Regions from separate parts of the Homo sapiens genome. Here region 1 is linked to region 2. A link is a contact called in ENCODE Hi-C or POLR2A ChIA-PET data. All regions are on one chromosome and are shown on one strand. Each heading gives the region's core, a stretch centred on a gene start or an enhancer-like site at or near the end of the contact. The rest is flanking DNA. Distances are from core to core; before and after follow the strand shown. Region 1 overlaps LOC107984619 (a long non-coding RNA gene). Region 2 holds the start of SLC25A30 (solute carrier family 25 member 30).

What was found. Hi-C counts contacts between places; a loop is a spot of excess contacts on that map. ChIA-PET counts read pairs that join two places held with the same protein, here RNA polymerase II (POLR2A). Pooled maps may share reads with other maps.
Region 1: POLR2A ChIA-PET joins it to region 2 with 14 read pairs in activated T-cell. The contact joins the enhancer-like site here to the promoter of SLC25A30 in region 2. A Hi-C loop is called at or near these places in 5 of 168 maps with a recorded cell type or tissue (B cell, CD8-positive, alpha-beta T cell, naive thymus-derived CD4-positive, alpha-beta T cell and 1 more), 11 of 37 single-sample maps with no recorded cell type and 14 of 50 pooled maps. POLR2A ChIA-PET finds 5 or more read pairs at or near these places in 1 of 52 experiments (activated T-cell).

Annotation. Positions count from the first base shown.
Region 1 is chr13:44,900,627-44,906,966 of GRCh38, forward strand. LOC107984619 (a long non-coding RNA gene) reads right to left here. Exons shown (of 2, transcript XR_001749860.1): 2 at 4,526-4,740. Among named protein-coding and RNA genes, the nearest start is that of TRE-TTC2-1, 14 kb to the right of the region's middle. Within about 2 kb of position 3,210, at least 21 of the 41 ENCODE cell types and tissues checked have a DNase peak (open chromatin) inside an H3K27ac peak, as active enhancers do.
Region 2 is chr13:45,413,488-45,419,622 of GRCh38, forward strand. It overlaps SLC25A30 (solute carrier family 25 member 30), which reads right to left and starts at 4,886. Exons shown (of 10, transcript NM_001010875.4): 1 at 4,813-4,886. It overlaps SLC25A30-AS1 (SLC25A30 antisense RNA 1), which reads left to right and starts at 4,675. Exons shown (of 2, transcript NR_047031.1): 1 at 4,675-5,251. RefSeq lists enhancers at 4,241-4,290, 5,101-5,290 and silencers at 4,521-4,850, 4,891-4,990.

The DNA.
Region 1 (6,340 bases), core at 1,960-4,459, 510 kb before region 2:
ATCACCTCCATTTTGCTAAACCGAGGTCAAGATAGGGTGTGCCCCTGTTGCTCAATGAAATCAGCAGAAATTCTAGATGTTGAGCCACCGTCTCCTGCGACGCGTTTCCTCGGCTTCTTCGGCCGCCCAAGCTTCTTCTCTTCGTTGAACTATCCTTACCCTTCTTTCAGCTCCTGTCTTGATCTTGCCCGGGGACATTGATAAGCCTGCACAACAGATCTGAATAATGGATACTTTGAGAGACGCTAAGCAGGCTTATCTCCTACTAGCAATATTTTTTACATTCCCAGATGGAATTTGCCCCATTCCTTTTTCTCAGCTTTCCCTGAGGTTTCATTTACCGTACCAAAATAGAAGCACAGTTTCTTTCGCCTTAGAGATGCCTCCAGAACATGTGATCTGAGCTTGTCACTGTGGATTGTTTTCAGGTTATTAGAGACCCCTCAGACATCAAAAATATCAAAGCCCATTCACCATTTGTTGAACAGAGATGATCATCATGTCTCTAAGTAGTCTAAATGAAAGCAGCCAAGAAAAAAGGTGGGGTAAGTCAACTCGTTCCTGCAACAATTGTTTGTCAGGCACCTGCTCAGGTACCATCCTAGGCACTGGGGATACACTGGTGAACAGACAGTCAAGGACACAGAACTCTCATTTTAGCTGGAGAGAGACAGGCAAGGAAGAAGAGAAGGAGGAGCAGAGGAAGAAAAGAGAGGAGAAGGGGAAAGAGAATGGGAAGAAGAAAAATGGAGAAATTTCAGACTGCTAGGAAGACATTCAGTATGCTATGAAGAAAACACAGTGGGTATGGATCAGGGAAGGTCTCTCCCAGGAGACACTGATTGACTTGAAGTTCCAATGACAGGAAGTTGTTGGTCCGGGAAAGGGAGCAGCAGATGCCAAAACCCCCAGGTGGGAACACACTGGGTGTGTTGAGGGGAAGAACCAAGACGCTTATGGCTACAGTGCAGTGAATAAGGGGTGAAGGGCATGAGATGGAGTCAGCTCATACTCCTTCCGGCCCCTCTTTTCACACATTGGAAAGGTCAGGGAAAGAAGCAGTGAGATGCCCACCTTTAACTATTGTTCTTCCCAACAAGAAGAGAGGAGCTGAAGAAACCTCTGTGAGTCTGGGTTCCTGGGCCCAGTCCCCATCTATTCAATGTCCTTTAAAGAATACTCTGCCTGCAGTGTTTACACTTGTACGCGTGGTAATTCTGATAGTGACAATAAGTATTGGTAATTGACAGCATCGCTAAACTTCCATATTGAGTGTATCCTCCTCTTCCAATTCCAACTCCTCTAAGATACATATCTTTCAGCACACTCAGATTGTAAAACCTCCTTTTTATTAAGGCTGAATGTTTAATGGAACAACTAATCCTAAAAGCAAGGCTGAGAGTGACAAAAAAGAATCTTGCCTTGAAACCCCTTTTCTCTGCATTTAGGACATGGCAGCTCAGATAGCCCCATCTCAGCTTTGAGCCACCCAAGACAAGGGTTCCAGTCAGGTCTCTGGGATAGATGAAATGGGCTCATATGACTCTGTCTTCAGACTTCAGGTTTACCTTTGAAATGAACGTAAGTATCTCAGAGACTAATGTCAGCTAATTGGTATGTAAATTATTGAATATACTTTTTCTCTTTTCCTGGAAATCATGATAACTTCTTCCTCTCTCTGCGGCATACCTGTCATTCTCCATAAATTCAAAGAAATCACTGCAGACCTGTCTGTGGTCAGTTATTCATTGCCTGTGCTGTCAATGGGGAAAGCACATGGACTGGCCACAGTCCCTCAAGTCTTGTGGACACAGATACTGTGCAAGTAATGTCTGGGGTGAGAACCATTAGGGAGGAGAAAATCAGGTCCCTTTGCAAACAACCATCTTCAATGTCCAGCCCTGGGCCTAGAGAGCTAGGTGAGTTCTCACCTTGGGTGAGAGTTCTTAAAGGTCTCACCCATCATGAGACATTTGTTCTGTCCTTTAGAGATTATTTTGCTTTGTGATGTATACTGGAGGAAAAAAATAGGAGCAACTAGTTTTGCTTTCTAGCATCCGCCTCCATTACCCTATCTCCCAAAGCATGACCCCATCCCATTTTTCTTACTCCAAACATCATCAAAATATGGGCGATGTAACATAGAAAATGATGTGGAATGGTGGGAAAAGGCCAGCATTTGGCCTGAGATGATCTGGGCTTTCATCCCAGCTTTGCCTCTGAGAAGCCCCTCCACACTCCGAGGATAACTCCCATCCCCACTCTCACGGGTTATTGTGAGGATCAATGTGATCATTTACATGAAAATGCTTTGCAGACCATGGAGCATTATTCTCATGTCAGCTGCTGTTCCACAAGTCGTAGCGTATTCTGGACTTCAGCTTTTCCTGACACTCAGATACAGATTCCTGCTATTCTTTTGTGACACCCTTCATGACATGCCCCTCCTTCCATCTTTTGTTTGTGTTCATTTAAAATCCAGGCTAGAATGGCTTTCCCTCAGCGCCATGCTGGTTCCTTTAACTGCCTCTCTTATTTTCTTCCTTGTTGTTATTTTCTGTAATGTTCCAGATGAGATGTCATTGCAGGCTTCACAACCTTCCCAGGGTCTTTCGGAGTCATCCCCCAATCCAAATCCCAGGCACCCCCCTATTCCATTTTACCAACTTGGAAAATCAGAAAATTCCTTTCAATCCAGATCAGAGTTGTCTCTCTCAGACTGGTGTCAAGTAAAGATTTATCAAACCCTTGGCTTGTCCATGAAGTCTGTCCCGTTTGCTGTGGCCCAGGAGGAACTCTACAGAAGCCAGGGGGTCAGAATTCCTTTTCAGGGTCTGACATGGTGGTTCACAGCCTCACTTGACCAGAACGTTCATCCGCACACTCAAAGTTTTCTTGGCACTTCCAGACCTACTGTGAATCAGGCCCAGCCAAACCAAGAAGCCTTGCTCAGCCTGGCCTTGCTGGCTGCCATGTCTTTGTTCACTGCAGAGCATGACCTCAGCCTCCCAGGCAGTTTGCAGCAGCTGGGGCAAGCTTGAGAGCTGATTTACACTTGGTCTGGGAGGCAAGTCCTCTCTCTCAGGACCTACCAGAGGCAGCTCAAGCACGAGCTTCCTTTCTTCATCCAGGCTGGCCACCACTGACCCTGGTGGCAGCTGGCCAGCCGCATTACTGCCCTCTCTGTTCCTAACAGCCACAGAGGCCTTTGCGTTGAAGCTCTTGGAGTCAAAACAAGAATGTCCTAATCCTCTGCTTGGGAAGCTCCAGCAGTTGCCAGGTGACATCATAGGAGGGGACTGGGGAGAAGTCCTGAGGCAGGCAGGGAAGCAGAAGCTGAGGATTAAGCCGGTGTTTAAGTACAAACATGGGAAAACTCAAGCATACAGAAAGGAAACTAACATCACTTTTTTCCACTTCACTTAAAGAGGTTGCTGGATAATCGCAGTTCAGATGCAACTCCTTCATTAGAGGTGCCTTGTAGCCAGCGACAGTGACTGGGGAAGGAAGCAAGGTGCATGATAAAACACTGGGGTGTTAGGGGAAGGGGAGGAGGGAACATCATGATGCTGGCAAAGACACTATGGAAGCAGGTCCTTCCAAGCTGTGGGCAAACAAGCCAGGGACCCAGCACACTTCAGCTGGGGTTCTTATCCTAGAATCCACAGCTTTCTTCCTGGCCTGGGCGTGTGGTTTCTGGAAACATAGAGAAACATAACCAAAGAGCATCCCAGTAAAACGCATATGGTCCTTGAGCAAAAAGCCCAATCATGGCAGAGTGGTGGCTGTACCCCAGCTCCCAGCCTCTGACCTTTGCTTTACCAAGCACCTCTCTTTAGAGTGACTTATAAGGAATCTCAGAGGGTATGCCTGTGTTTTCAAACAAAGATGCAGAGCTGTTTGGTTACTATGCAGGAATGAGTCTTTCTTCTTTCTTTCCTTTTTTTAGCCTCCTTAATTCAATCTACCCATCTTCCATACTCATTACCAAATGTCACCGAATCCCCTGTGTCAGACAGAAACAACAATTGTTTGCTTGAAACACAGGTTCATTTATATGCTGGAATATGACACATCTTACAAATGGCAAATCGAGAAGCATTCTGAAAAATAAGCACTGGCTGGGAAAAAAAATGTAACTTTATATTGTCCAAAACACTCAACGGGGAAATGCCATTATTTTCACTTGCTGCAATCAGAGCCATCAATAGACCTCATCTTTTTTAATTCTGAGTACTTTTTAAAAAGTGTGTCCGTTTAGGTTCTGGCAACTAAAGCCTGAGGATTTTGTTGTTGTTTTGGTCACAATTTCGGAACTGTTTAAGGATTTTCTTGGAGTTATTTAAGAAAGTGGCCCCTTTTCTTCTTTCTTTCTTTATTTTGTTTTGTTTTGTTTTGTTTTATGGAAATATTGACCCATCAGGTTTTACTTAAATCCTCCTTGGTTATGGGCCTCCGAAGACAAAGCCATATCCATGGCAACCACAGGCCACACAGCAGAAGAAAGAACACATCCAGACACAGCGCATAATAGCTCTGTTTACTGATGACTAAGATCTTGAAAGCACTACTGTACATTCCAACTCCCAGCTCAGGGCAGGACTCCAGCCCGTCCTCATCTTCCAAGTCCAGCATCTATAATCAGAGCCACAGAAAGGGAGAGAAGCCCTTTTCCCAGCCCTGGTCTGCTCCTCCCTGGGGGTGAGGGATATGCCGCTTCCATCAAGGCTCTCGATGGTCCTGCAAGAAACAGTAGGCCAAAATGAGAGGGAGGCTGGATAGGGACGAGTTATGTGGGGAAGTACTGGAGCCCTTACAGTTCTAGGGGTTTCTCTGCCTAATTCTAGCTGTGGTGGCTGCCTTCTGAGGTCGGCCCTGCAGAAACAGCCTCACACTGAGGCCATGCTCCAGAGACAGGCCTTCAGACCCCGAGAGGTACTTGAACACACAACAGCAAGTTCAAGTTCACATTCAAGTGTTTTGTGACTTACCCTTTGACCCCTTCACACACCAGCATACCTCATTCCATCACTCTTTTCCATGTGCCAATAAAATCCTGGTAAACACATAAGCCCAAGTAAAAGGCTGTGCACACCAAGTGCCTCCCAGCTTCCTGACACACGGACACAAAACAAGAATGGATACAGCTCTCCTCAAACTGCTAAACAAGAACAAAGAAGTCTCAGGCTTGCAAAGATCTCTCAGGCAGCCCAGCCGTTCCTCTGGAAAATGAGTTCGTCAGAAAAAAACACTTGGAATGGAAAGGACTCAAGTCCAGAGGGCTTTTATTTAAACCCCAAACACACAGAGCCCTCTACGGTAAGGTTTCAGGTGCCCAGATCTGGGAGGCAGGGGCCACGGAAGATGGGGAGCAGCCAGGGGCCTGCGATCCAATCCCATGTGCCCTGCAGGGACTCCCAGGCAATGAGAAAAGCCATCTCTATGGCTCGTGAATTGTGGAAGCCACTGCTAAGGGGAGGAAGAAGGAACAGAATCAGTGCTTCATTTGCAGCAGCTTGAGTTTTTATCTGTTTTCTGTGTGTGATTCTACATGCATATTTGATTGAATTTTTTAAAAGTTCCAGCAGTTAAAACACCTTGAAAATCACAGTTTGAGAAAAGAAGAGGAATAGCAGGAGGAGGAGGAGGGAGGAGGGGTAGGAATACAGGTGTGCCAACTGGGCGGCATGCACACACACACACATTAGCTAATTTAGCCATCATCCCATTAACCTTATCAGGCAGGCACTGTGTGTTCTATTGCTTTCTATAGATGATGCCGGGATTTGAACAAAATACAGAACTTTCCCCAAGGTCACACATTGGCAGAGTCATCCCAAGTCATGCATCAAGGCTGACGCTGCTCCCCAGGGCTAACTAACTCTCTCCCCTCCCCACCAGCTTTATTTCTCTGCAAACTTGTAGCTGTTTGCATATGATTACAGAAAATAGGAAAGGTAACCTAAAGAAAGGTAACACGGGCTGGGACAGCTCTACCAAGAAATTCCAAATATTAAGCGCTTGCTAATGTGCAGTACTCTCCAGGCTGAATCAGTCACTGTGACAACCTTTGATGGCAAATGTATTCTGACTTCTAAAAGCTCCATCCTGAAAAGCAGGACTCTCTGTTTCTTGTCATCAGTGCCTGAGGTACTCTTTTAGATCTCCGTGCTTTGGAGATGTTTAAGCTGCTCCAATTTTTACCATTACAGAGAACTTCGTAGAATTGCTGGGAATTGGAGCCAGCTCTCTATGCACAGGGAATTTTCCACAGTGTCCTTGCCAGAAAGGGAGCGTGAGCTCAAGTTACAAGGCCAAGTGAAAAGGATTTGTGAAGGTT
Region 2 (6,135 bases), core at 3,636-6,135:
TTCCTGAAAGGATGGCTTGAGCCTAGGAGTTCAAGACCAGCCTAGCCAACAGAGTCAGACTCCATCTCTTTTTTTTTTTTTTTTGAGACAAAGTCCCACTCTTGTCCCCCAGGCTGGAATGCAATGGCTCAATCTCAGCTCACTGCAACCTCCACCTCCCAGGTTCAAGTGATTCCCCTGCCTCAGCCTCCCAAGTAGCTGGGATCACAGGCATGGGCCACCATACCCAGCTAATTTTGTATTTTAATAGAGACAGGATTTCGCCATGTTGGCCAGGCTGGTCTTGAACTCCTGACCTCAGGTAATCCACCTGCCTTGGCCTCCCAAAGTGCTGGGATTATAGGCCTGAGCCACCGTGCCTGGCCAGCTAGTTAAGTTTTAATGAGATTTGGCTACTTTTTCCTCTGTCGGTTTTGATATTAAGTTTTCAGTTGGTTAGGTTAAAATCCAGAGGCTCTGGGTTAATACTAATATGCAAATACTTAACTAGAGCTAAAAATGTGATGGAATTGCTTCTTCATAGTTTTCAATCACATGGGATGAATCACATGCCCATTCATTCAGAAGTACCACCAATAAAACTTTTCTACAAATTAGTGTCCACTCCTGGATCAGCATCCTATAAGCAAGTACTTCTATTCAATTACGATTTTTAAAAGTTAGCTAGTCAGGAGGTAAAAACAACTTTTTGGCCTTTCTCTTCCTTTCCAAAAGGTAGGACTAGATCCCTAAGCAGTTAATATTACTGGAACTTATCAAGTTAATGTTTGCTGAGTAAAAGAATAATTTGGCTTAAATATGAACTAGAGAGCCGCAGTACATGGGCAAACATCCAAATAAGGAAAAGGGGGCGGGCGCAGTGGCTCATGTCAGTAATCCCAGCACTTTGGGAGGCCGAGGTGGGCGGATCACCTGAGGTCAGGAGTTCAAGACCACCTGGCCAACATGGCAAAACCCAGTCTCTGCTAAAAATACAAAACTCAGCCAGGCATGGTGGCGGGTGCCTGTAATTCCAGCTACTCAGGAGGCGGAGGCAGAAGAATCGCTTGAAACCGGGAGGCGGAAGTTGCAGTGAGCCAAGATCTTGACACTGCATTCCAGCCTGGGCAACAAAAGCGAAACTTTGTCTCAAACACACACACACACATACACACACACACACACACACACACACACACACACACGAAAACGGTTCTAGTTAGGACTGGAATAAGTAAGTAGATGTCCACTAAGCTGTACTGGCCACAGCAAGCTGTGACAGGGCTATAAGTATCTTAGGCTGAAATCTCTGTTCAGTAAACTAACCCATTTCTTTGTTTTGGAGCTCTTTCTGAAGGGAAGTCTCGTGAAACACTTCCTTGAATTCCAAACACAGTTGTTTGGAAAAATCCCAACTGGATCTACAGAAGTCCCAAGGCTGACAAGCCAAGACAGTTAGAGAGATTAATGTGTCCTTAGCAGTCAATAGTGTCTGGGCAGCATCTCGGGGAAGGAATTACAACTTTGCAGAAATTCCAGTGTCGGGCAGTGGCTGTAGATCACTTCTGATTTGACAGTCCTCTTACAGCCATGTTCTCTAAGCCATGCTAAAACCCAGTAATTCCTTACTTCTCCTTGCTGCGTTATGAACATAATACTAACACTAGCAGTCATCCCTGAATACCTGCTGTTAGGCATTGCTATACATTTTCTTCACAGTCCTATGAAAGAGGTATCATTATCCACATCTCACAACTAAGCAAACAGCCTCAGAGAAGAAAAGTAACTTTCCCTGGTCAAAGCTACCAAATATTCAAACTAAGGTTTCTCTGAAGGATCACATGACCCTTCCTCTAGATAGTACTTTGCAGACACTATCTTCCAAGGGCTGTTAAAAAAATATTGGTGGGGGGCAGGGCAGGGAATTCTATACATTCAGAATAAATATAGAATTTTCCAGCAGAGGAAATAAAAAATTTTATTTTTAAAAATGTTAGCTGTTGGCCGGGTGTGGTGGCTCAAGCCTGTAATCCCAACACTTTGGAAGGTGGAGGAGGGTGGATCACTTGAGGTCAGGAGTTCGAGACCAGCCAGGCCAACATGGTGAAACCCGGTCTCTACTAAAAATACAAAAATTAGCTGGGCATGGTGGCAGATGCCTGTAATCCCAGTTACTCGGGACGCTGAGGCAGGAGAATAGCTTTGAACCCGGGAGGCAGAGGTTGCAGTGAGCCAAGATGGCGCCACTGCACTGTGGCCTGGGTGACAGAGCGAGACTCCATCACAAAAAAAAAAAAAAGAAAGAAAGCTGTTGGTGCCTGGCTGAATAATTTTTTTTTTTTTTTTTTTTTGAGACTGAGTCTCGCTCTTTCACCCAGGCTGGAGTGCGGTGGTGCTATCTCAGCTCACTGCAACCTCTGCCTCCCAGGTTCAAGCAATTCTCCTGCCTCATCCTCCTGAGTAACTGGGATTACAGGCACGTGCCACCACGTCCAGCTAATTTTTGTATTTTTGGTAGAGATGGGGTTTCACCATGTTGGTTAGGCTGGTCTCGAACTCCTGACCTTGTGATCTGCCTGCCTCCGACTCCCAAAGTGCTGGGATTATAGGCATGAACCACGGCGCCCGGTCCAAATTTTTTAAAGTTAAAAACAAAACAGGCCGGGCACGGTGGCTCATGCCTGTAATCCTAGCACTTTGGGAGGCCGAGGCGGGTGGATCACCTGACGTCAGGAGTTCGAGACCAGCCTGGCCAACACGGTGAAATCCTGTCTCTATTAAAAATACAAAAATTAGCCAGGCATAGTGGTGGGCGCCTGTAATTCTAGCTATTCGGGAGGCTGAGGCAAGAGAACTGCCTGAACCTGGGAAGCGGAGGTTGCAGTAAGCTGAGACCGCACCACTGCACCCCGGCCTGGGCAACAAAAGCAAAACTCCATCTCAAATAAATAAATAAATATATAAATAAATACAAAAAAAAGTGAAAAATACAAAGTAAAAAAACAACAACAAAAATGTTAGCTGGGCTAGTCACACATACCTGTAATCCCAGCTACTTGGGAGGCTGAGGCTGGAGAATAGCTTGAGGCCAGGGGTTCAAGACCAGCCTGGGCAACAGAATGAGACGACCACCTATACTAAAAAAATCCAAAACATTATCTAGGTATGGTGGTACGCGACTCTAGTCCCAGCTACTCCGCAGGCTGAGGTGGAAGGGGCACATAAGCCCAGGACTTCAAGGCTGCAGTGAGCTAAGACCATGACACTGCACTCTAGCAGCCTGGGTGACAGAGCAAGACCCTGTCCCAAATAATAAATAAAGGTTAAAAACAAGTTTTCTGAATGAAATTGTCTATACAAATTAAGAATTTCAAAGGATTCTCCCTACACTTAGGATATATGCTAAGTTACACATCCTGTCTACATTTTCTCTTACATGGTTGCTTAGTATTTATTTTCACCCACCTGACCTCATGTGTACAGCTGTAAAGGGAGGTAATTAAATATAATACTAGCTGTTCGTACTTTTGAACGCTTTCCAAGTTTCTCTTATTTATTTATTTAGAGGCGGAGTTTTGTTCTTATTGCCCAGGCTGGAGTACAATAGCATGATCTCGGCTCACTGCAACCTCCGTCTCCTGGATTCAAGCGATTCTCCTGTCTCAACCTCCCGAGTAGCTAGAATTAGACATCCGTCACCACGCCCGGCTAATTTTGTATTTTTAGTAGAGACGGAGTTTCTCCATGTTGGCCAGGCTGGTCTCGAACTCCTGACCTCAGGTGATCCGCCCGCCTCGGCCTCCCAAAGTGCTGGGATTACAGGCCTGAGCCACCGCTCCCAGCCGTTTCTCTTATTTAATTCTTGGTAAGTTCTTTCAGTTTTACTTCCTGTTCCCTTTTTAGTCTTAAGTCTTAAAACTGTAATTGCACAGCCTTTAATGTGCTCTCATACATTTATTGTTCCTTGCTGGACCGACTGCCCTTTCAATAATGCCCTTTCATGAACTTTTCCTATTTCCTATTCTTTTTAAAGGTGCAGAAGGAAAACTAAGCTCATCACAGACTTACAAAAAGCCGGGTTTAAAAGAAATCTTCGAAATTATCATCTCGTTTCACGTTAATTAACTGAGCCCGCGGTCACAAAGCTTCGCAACGGCAAAGCCAAAAGCAAGATTCATGCCTTTCAACTTTCTCACTACCCAAGTAGCACCGCAAGCCGAATCCGCAGGGCAGTGCCAACATTGTTTGCTACTCTTGCGCAGAACAAAAATGCTAATCACTGCAACTGCTTTACATGAAAGTGCACCTAGAAAGACTTCAAAACCCAGAGGTACATTAACTTTCCAGGCAAGTTCCTCCCAGCCTGTGTGCCACGAGCGATTCCGAATGTGGTGTGCCCTCTCCCACAGTGCGAAGCTCGCGGGCGCTCAGGCTGCCGTTTGAATGAACGCACGAGTGGGAGGGACGCACAAGCAGGGTTGCAAGCCCGGGGCTCGTTAGCAGACGCGGAGATGCCAGGACGGGCTTCGCACTCGGATCTGAATGACCCTGGAACAGGAATCACCCCACGCCAACAGCGATGGGGGCCCCGCGGCACCGGCCCGACCCAAGGAGGCAGCAGCCCGAGAAGCAGAGCCCTGTCCCCAGTCCCCGGAACCTCGCGCCCCGCCGAGCCCGGCCCGGCCTGCGAAGTGGAGAGCACAGGCAGCCCCGAGCACGCCCGGTTGCAAAGGAGGCTCCTCGGAAATCGCAGCCCAACCTTACCCCAGGCCCGGGTTCCAGGAGCCGCAGAGAAAGCGGGGCCGGCAGGAGGAGGCACGGGCCAGGACTTACCTGGCGGCAGCGGCCCCACACCTCCTCCAACCCGGACTCAGTTGTAACAAGAACCTGAGGCCGCTGGAGAAAAGGAAAAAATGCCGTCGCGGGCGGGGCAGACCCACGAGCCTGCACGCAGCCCCGCGCCGCCCCGCCCCGTCCGCGCAAACACGCGACCTCCTCAGCTCCCATTGGTTTCTGCCAGCACTAGCCACACCCCTGACAGCCCCAGATGGGGACACGGAGGGGCGGGGCCCGTCCCAAGTGCCCCTCAGGATCTTCCCCTGCCGCTGCCTGAGGGAGCTGCCCGGGACTCGGTGACACCTGATGTGGCCTCCGATATCGACTGGGAGGTGGAAGAGAAATTTGGGGAACGCATCGAGAACCGTGGAAAAGCAACCTTCGCAGGGGGCAACCTTCTCACGGTGCCCCCGTGAACCTTCACAGTTGGATGGAAGTAAACTTGCCCTTATTTTTTTATACCCCAGCTTTTAGCTTGAAAATATACAGATTAGCCGGGCATAGCGGCGGGCGCTATAATCCCAGCTACTTGGGTGGCTGAGGCAGAAGAATCGCTTGAACCTGGGAGGCGGAGATTGCAGTGAGCAGAGAGCGTACCACTGCACTCCAGCCTGGGCAACAAAGCGAGACTTCGTCTCAAAAAAAAAAAAAAAAAAAAAAAAAAAAAAAAAAAAAAAAAAAAGCCAGACCTGGTGGCGGGTGCCTGTAATCCCAGCCACTCGGGAGGCTGAAACAGGAGAATCGCTTGAACCCGGGAGGCGGAGGTTGCAGTGAGCCAAGATCGCGCCACTGCACTCCAGCCTGGGCGACAAAGTGATACTCCCTCTTAAAAAAAAAAAAAAAAAAAAAGAAAGAAAATGTCCAAACAGAACAAAAAATTAAAAGAACCGTACTATGAGTAGAAATCTTTACATATATATCTAATATACATATATGTAAATATTTATTTATATATTAATATATAACATTTTTAACGGTATGGCAGTGTTTGTGTTCAAGCATACCCAGGTATATTTTTGTTTTGTTTTGTTTTTAGACAGAGCCTCACTCTTGTTGCCCAGGCTGGAGTGCAATGGCACCATCTCAGCTCACTGCAACCTCCGCCTCCCAGGTTCAAGTGATTCTGCTGCCTCAGCCTCCCGAGTAGCTGGGATTACAGGTGCCCATCACCACGTCCGGCTAATTGTTGTATTTTTAGTAGAGATGGGGTTTCTCCATATTGGTGAGGCTGGTCTCGAACTCCCGACCTCAGGTGATCCGCCTGCCTCGGCCTCCCAAAGTGCTGCCATTACAGGTGTGAGCCACGGCACCCGGCTGTGA